2 separate regions of the Homo sapiens genome follow, and region 2 is linked to region 1. A link is a contact called in ENCODE Hi-C data. All regions are on one chromosome and are shown on one strand. The core of a region is the stretch at or near the end of the contact, and the rest is flanking DNA. Distances in the headings are between cores, read along the strand shown. Region 1 has its middle 22 kb from the start of OR5AN1. Region 2 holds the start of FAM111A (FAM111 trypsin like peptidase A).

What was found. Hi-C counts contacts between places; a loop is a spot of excess contacts on that map. Pooled maps may share reads with other maps.
Region 2: a pooled map shows a loop between it and region 1 (5-fold over the local background). The contact joins the promoter of FAM111A here to the enhancer-like site in region 1. A Hi-C loop is called at or near these places in 8 of 37 single-sample maps with no recorded cell type and 4 of 50 pooled maps.

What each region holds. Positions count from the first base shown.
Region 1 is chr11:59,378,891-59,382,217 of GRCh38, reverse strand. No RefSeq gene overlaps it. Among named protein-coding and RNA genes, the nearest start is that of OR5AN1, 22 kb to the right of the region's middle. Within about 2 kb of position 1,702, at least 3 of the 41 ENCODE cell types and tissues checked have a DNase peak (open chromatin) inside an H3K27ac peak, as active enhancers do.
Region 2 is chr11:59,141,058-59,144,384 of GRCh38, reverse strand. FAM111A (FAM111 trypsin like peptidase A) reads right to left here and starts at 1,529. Exons shown (of 6, transcript NM_001312909.2): 1 at 1,439-1,529; 2 at 1,081-1,302; 3 at 690-888. FAM111A-DT (FAM111A divergent transcript) reads left to right here and starts at 1,577. Exons shown (of 4, transcript NR_110184.1): 1 at 1,577-1,770. It also overlaps the pseudogene LOC100422399. RefSeq lists an enhancer at 1,312-1,761.

The DNA.
Region 1 (3,327 bases), core at 453-2,952:
ATTCCTCAGGGATCTAGAACTAGAAATACCATTTGACCCAGTAAACCCATTACTGGGTATATACCCAAAGGATTATAAATCCTGCTGCTGTAAAGACACATGCACATGTATGTTTATTGTGGCACTATTCACAATAGCAAAGACTTGGAAACAACCCAAATGTCCAACAATGATAGACGGGATTAAGAAAATGTGGCACATATACACCATTGATTACTATGCAGCCATAAAAAATGATGAGTTCATGTCCTTTGTAGGGACATGGATGAAGCTGGAAACCATCATTCTCAGCAAACTATCACAAGGACAAAAAATCAAACACTGCATGTTCTTACTCATAGGTGGGAATTGAACAATGAGAACACATGGACACAGGAAGGGGAACATCACACACCGGGACCTGTTGTGGGGTGGGGGGAGGGGGGAGGGATAGCATTAGGAGATATACCTAATGTTGAATGACAAGTTAATGGGTGCAGCACACCAACATGGCACATGTATACATATGTAACAAACCTGCACATTGTGCACTTGTACCCTAAAACTTCAAGTATAATAAAAAACCACACCCTCAAAAAACCACAATAATTCTCCAGCAATAAGTGCTGAACACAAATAAATTCTAAAATTTCCAGATAAAAATTCAAAATATTGATTTTAAAGAAGCTCAATGAACTTCAAGAGAAATCTGAAAATCAATACAAAGAAATCAGAAAATCATTTTAAGATATGAATGAGTAATTTACCAAGGAGATAGATATCTTAAAAAAAAACAGTAATTCTAGAACTGAAAATTTTATTGCAAGAATTACAAAATACATTTGAAGCCTTCAAGAATAGACTAGATTAAGCACAAGGAAGAATCAGAACTTGAAGATAGGTTTTAAAAATATAATACAGTCAGATAAAAATAAAATAGAATAAACAAAGCCTTCAAGACTTTTAAGACTATCTAAAATGACCTAAATAATAAATTATTGGTATTCCTGAGGAAAAAAGGTTAAGAAATTTATTAATGAAATAATGTATAAAAACCTCCCAAGTGTATCAAGAAATTCAGACATCTGAATAAAAGAAGCTCAGTGATCCCCAGAAAATTACAATGCCTAAATGAGTTTGCCATAGCATATTATTAGACTATCTAAAATCATATGAATGAACAAATTCTAAAATTGGCAAGAGAAAAACATCTAGTCATCTACAAAGGAAACTACTTCAGAATAACAGCAGACTTATCAGCAGAAACTTTGCTGGTAAGAAGGTAGTGAAATGACGTATTCCAAGTGTTGAAAGAAAAAAAGCAAACTAGTAGCCAAGAATTCTGTATACAGCAAGAATTAAGCTTTAGGAGAAATACTCTTTTCCAGATAAGCAAATGCTGATAGAATTTGCCACGACTAGATTGGAAATAGAAGAAATGATCAAAGGATTCCTAAACTTGAAAGTGAAAGAATGGTATTCACCATCATGAAAACACACAAACATAAAACTCATTGTTAATGCAATAATACAAAAGGGGAAGTGAAAGGAACACAATGACACCACTACAGAATTCCACAAAACCAAAAATGAACAATGAGAAAAACAGAGAAAAGAGAATGTATAAAATAACTAGACAACAATTAATAATATGACAGGAACAAAACCTCACCTATCAATACTAACCTTGAACATAAAAGAATTAAACACTGCTTTTAAAAGGTATACATTGGTAAGATGGGTTAAAAAACATGACTTAACCATAAGCTGTCTACAACAAACTCATCTTATCTGTAAAGGCACATACAGACTGAAAGTAAAGCAGTGGAAAAAGGTATTTCACACAAATGGAAACCAAGAGCAAGCAGAATTAGCTATAATTAGATAAAACAGGCTTTAAATTAAAAACAATAAAAGGATAAAGAAGATGATCATATAATGATAAAGGAAACAACTCAGCAAGAGAAAATAACAATTCTAAATAAGGAACTAGAAAAGTGAGATCAAACCAAATTCAAAATTAGCAGAAATAAAGAAATAACAATGATTACAGCAGAACTAAATGAAATAGAGACCAAAAATGATATAAAGGATAAATGAAACAAAAATTTGGTTTTTAAAATAATAAACAAAAATTGATAAGCCATTAGTGAGAATAACCAAGAGAGGACTCAAATAAAGACAATCACAAATGAAAAAGGAGATATTATAAGTAATACCACAGAAATACAAATATGTACATGAATTTAACTTATTGTTATCAAGCTGTATTACCAGCAAGCTGTGCTATCTTGGGACAATCCCTTAGCTTCTCTGGCCTCAGGTTCTCCACCTGAAATGGATAGTTTGGACTATAAGATCCCTAGGTTCCTATATCCTTTCCAGCTCAAATGACTCCAAAGTTAGTAAAGAAAATCTACAGTCACGAGACCATCATATAGACCATTGGGAAGTAGGGAATGAATCCAGTGGGGACATGGCAAAGTGGGGCATGAAATCTGTAGGGACAAAAGCTCCATGACAATGATGACACCAGAGAGCAAGTACCTGGAATGTTTTCTCCCTTGAATTGGCTTTTCCCCTTTATTCTCTGCTCTCAACGGCACGTTTAAGAAGATCTGAAGTTGTGGTCATCGCTTTTGCTGTGAGTGAACAGCAAGTTTTGTGGCCAAAATCATCCATCTTAGAGTGCAATGGGGCCCACATGGAAAATTCCTTTGTACGAGAAATAATTAATTTTAACCTTTGGCAAGAATTGTGTCTTTTTGAGGGATCTGGGTCAAGTTCACAGGGCAAGACTTAGATGGAATGGTTGCTTCTCTGCTATCTAATTATCTCTGATTCTTTCAGTAAACAAGGTTTATGGTCCTCAGTCTCTCCCATTATTCAACTCTTCTCACTTCTTTGCTTCCATTTCCCCCACCTAGGGCTTTTCCTTGAGTTCTCTTTCGCCTTACAGAAATTTTCTGACCTCAATGAAAATAATAATCTCAACATAAAATTTCAAGTTATTACTCTGGGATGAAAAATAGGTGTTGAATTCCAGTTCTGCAATTTCTTAAGGATATGATTTGACCTCTGTTACTTTCTGTTTTTTTTTCACCTGTTAAAAAATGAATTCTGTTTTGAAATATTATTGATTTAATTTTTATTTAAATACACAGCTTTGATTAATAATTTCTGAGTAGTAAGAGCCCAGTTGCATCACTGCAAGATGATATGAGAAAGTACTCATGTACAATTCCATTAGACCTTTTGAAATACTTCAAATGGCTCTCCATTGTTGTTTTTGGAGAACTTGGAGGTCTGGAGACAGTAGCCTACATAATGTAGAAATCAGAAATACCC
Region 2 (3,327 bases), core at 280-2,779, 240 kb after region 1:
AATAAACTCAGCGCTTGAAAAACTGAGCAAAAAGAAACTGGAGTTCAACCTGATGCAAGATCTACTTTCTCCACCTTTGAGATCAGGGAGAGCCTCAAGAAGGTTGAAGGGACTTCAGGGCACACACTGATTCTGAGTTGAGGGTTGGGAGGTTGATTAGGTCTTGCTGGAGCCTCCAAGAATGTCAAATGTTGGCTCCCAGTAATATCAAAGCAACCTGTTGATAAGACAAAGCTAAGTTTCTTGCTCACTTAGGTAATGGAGAACAATAACTTGACAGAATTTAAGTGGTGTCTCAGAGAGGGAAGAGCAAGTTTGGGCTATATGTATTGAGATTTTGAAGTCCCATTGTAAGTCTAATATTTAATGAGGGGAATTGGTTAGAATTGAGTCAGCTACGGGTAAAAGTTTAGGATTGGTAGATAAAACAAGGCTAGGATTTTGAGGTAAAGGTTCAAAGTCTTAGAATGTAAACTGTTCTTTGATGTTTTCCATTGAAGAGTGGTTGGATCTTTGAAGAAGATACTGGATTAAGCAATAAAGATATTTGCAACTTTCCGGTCCCTGGCAAAAGTTTCTTGAAATAGTAAATGTATGTTGATGAAAATAATGGAATAAGAAGTCAGGTTAATGTAGTTGGCAAGCTATGTGAGTGTAGATGGCTTCAGTTCTCACAATAGTGAACATACCTGATAATGTACTCAACATTTGTCACTTAGAGTATTTTATCCTGGAAAGAAGCGTAGTTGGGAAAACGCACTTGAGATGATGTTTGCTGCACACAGAATTCGGACACAGAGATGTGAATCTCCTTAGGAACCATTTTCATAAAGTTAACATTGGGTCTTAATAGACATCAGTTTTTAAAAATTAGAACAGGCTTGGGCACTGCAAAAGAAAGACACATCCGTTCACTTGGCTGTTCTTTTTAAGTTTCCAGGGAGAGCGTCAGTGCCCCTTTCAACAATAAAAGCCCGCAGGAGTGCAGATTTTATTTACCCTGTCCCCACCAGCATCCTGCTGCGGCCAATGAATCCTGGCAAAACTCCAGGTCAGCCCCAGAACCAAAGAGTAACTCACCTAAGAGGAAGGTCCGTTCCCACCAAGTCTCAGACGCCTGAACTCGTGATTTTTAGGGACTTTCCCTTCCAGTCCCTTGGAATCCAGCACTTTGGTTGGAGAACAGAACTCACTTGGGGAATGGCGCGTCTGGCCAATGGAATGAAAGATACTGGAGTTTGTCTTTTCTCTTCAGGCAGCAACTCACCTACTTCGGAAGCCGATTGGCTGCGCTGGGGACACCTGTTGGCGTGCAAAAAAGAGTGGTTGGAAAGGCAAGGCCGAGGGGGCGCGCCTACCCTACCCACCCACAGCGCTCCTCCTTGACGCCGCGAGCAGGACCCTGTCTCACTGACCCCGTGCCCACGGCGGTCCTTGCCTGCTTCTATTCTCCCGGTTTCCCCAGTCCCGAGTATTGGAAAGCGAGAGCGAAAGCGAAAGCATCCTAGTCGCCGGTAGGCTGGCCTGGGCCGGGCTGGAGAGGGAGCAGGAAATAAAAACTCGGGTGTGGGAGGAGCTGGGACGCTGGCGGCAGAGCCACTGTGGCAGCTTGAGTCTCGCGCGCGCAGGAAGCGGAGGTGGAAGTTGGGGCGCAGGAATGTGGCTGTCCCCGCCTGTAAATCATGGTTGGGGAGGAGTCGCGGAGGCACCAGGCTGGGGTCTGCAGCGCGCCATCTGCTGCAGCACACAGGAGGCGCTGAGGCTAGTTGGGTAAGTGGGGAGATTTCAGGCACTTCCGAGGGGGCGGCATCCCCAGCAGGTGGGATAGGCCCGGTGACTAGGACAAAATCACGAAGAAGCCGCGGATGCAGGAAGAGTAAACTCCCTTGTCATAAATCGATTCTCCAAACGTTCATCAATATGTGGAGACGTTTATGATAGTGATGAAGAAGATGATATGGGCTCTAGGAATATGCATCTCAAAGCTGATGATCGAAGAAGATTGGAGAGGGTTTTCAAGGCAGCCTGCTGTTTAAGGACCTGCATTCTGAGTAGATGTGTATTGGAAAAGGCGATTACAGTCACAAAGGGGACAACTTTTATGCAATTGACAGAGGACTATATGATGTATATAAACAGATAGGGTTGAAAGGTGTGTTGGTAACTACAAAACACATGGGAATTTGAAGGAAGGAACTGGCCTTAAATGCATGTACAATACACCAAGAGAAGCTAAAATTACTGCTTCATCTTCTGTGGGTTCTTTGGGGTTTGGATAGAGTAACCTTAAAACATATTTGAATGCTGACTTTTTCTATGAGACTCACTTTTGGAATCTGTGCATTCCTACATTCACAAAGGGTAATCACAGCTAGTACCCAGCATCCAAACAATAGCAGCCAATAATTCTAATCTGGAGAAAATTTTCTTTTCTCTCTCTTTCTCTCTCTCTCTCTCTTTCTTTCTTTCTCTTTCTTTCTTTCTTTCTCTTTCTTTTTTTCTTTTTCTTTCCTTCTTTCTTTCTCTTTTTTCTTTTCTTCTTCATTCCTTCCTTCCTTTCTTCCTTTCTTTTTTCTCTTTATTTCTTCTCTTTCTTTCTTTCTTCTTTCTTTTTTCTTTTATCTTTCTTTCTTTCTCACTTTTCTCCTTCCCTCCCTCCCTCCTTTCTTCCTTCTTTCTCTTTTGCCTGTTTTACATTTTAATGTGTAAGCAAATAGTGATTAAAGGACAATAGGCTTAACATTTTCTAAAACATGGGTGTTCAGAATTGAATATACTGATAAAATTTGTTTCCAAAAGGAAGGATTATATACTAGGTGGGAGTGTAAATTAGTTCAACCATTGTGGAAAACAGTGTGGCAATTCCTCAAAGACTTAAAAACAGAACTACCATTCAACCCAGCAATCCCATGACTGGGTATGTACCCAAAGGAATATAAATCATTCTTTCATAAAGACACACGAACACGTATGTTCCTTGCAGCGCTGTTCACAATAGCAAAGAATCAACCTAAATGCCTATCAGTGGTAGGCTGGATAAAGAAAACTCAGTATACCATTGAATACTACACAGCCATAAAAAATAATGAGATCATGTCCTGTACAGGGACATGGATGGAGCTAGAGGCCATTATTCTTGGCAAACTAATGCAGGAACAGAAATCAAATACTGCATATTATCACTTATACGTGGGAGCTAAATGATGAGAACACATGGACACGCAGAGGGGAACAACAGACGCTGGGGCCTATCGGAGGGTGGTGGATGGAAGAAGGGAGAGGATCGGGAAAAACAACTAATGGGTACTAGGCTTAATACCTTGGTGG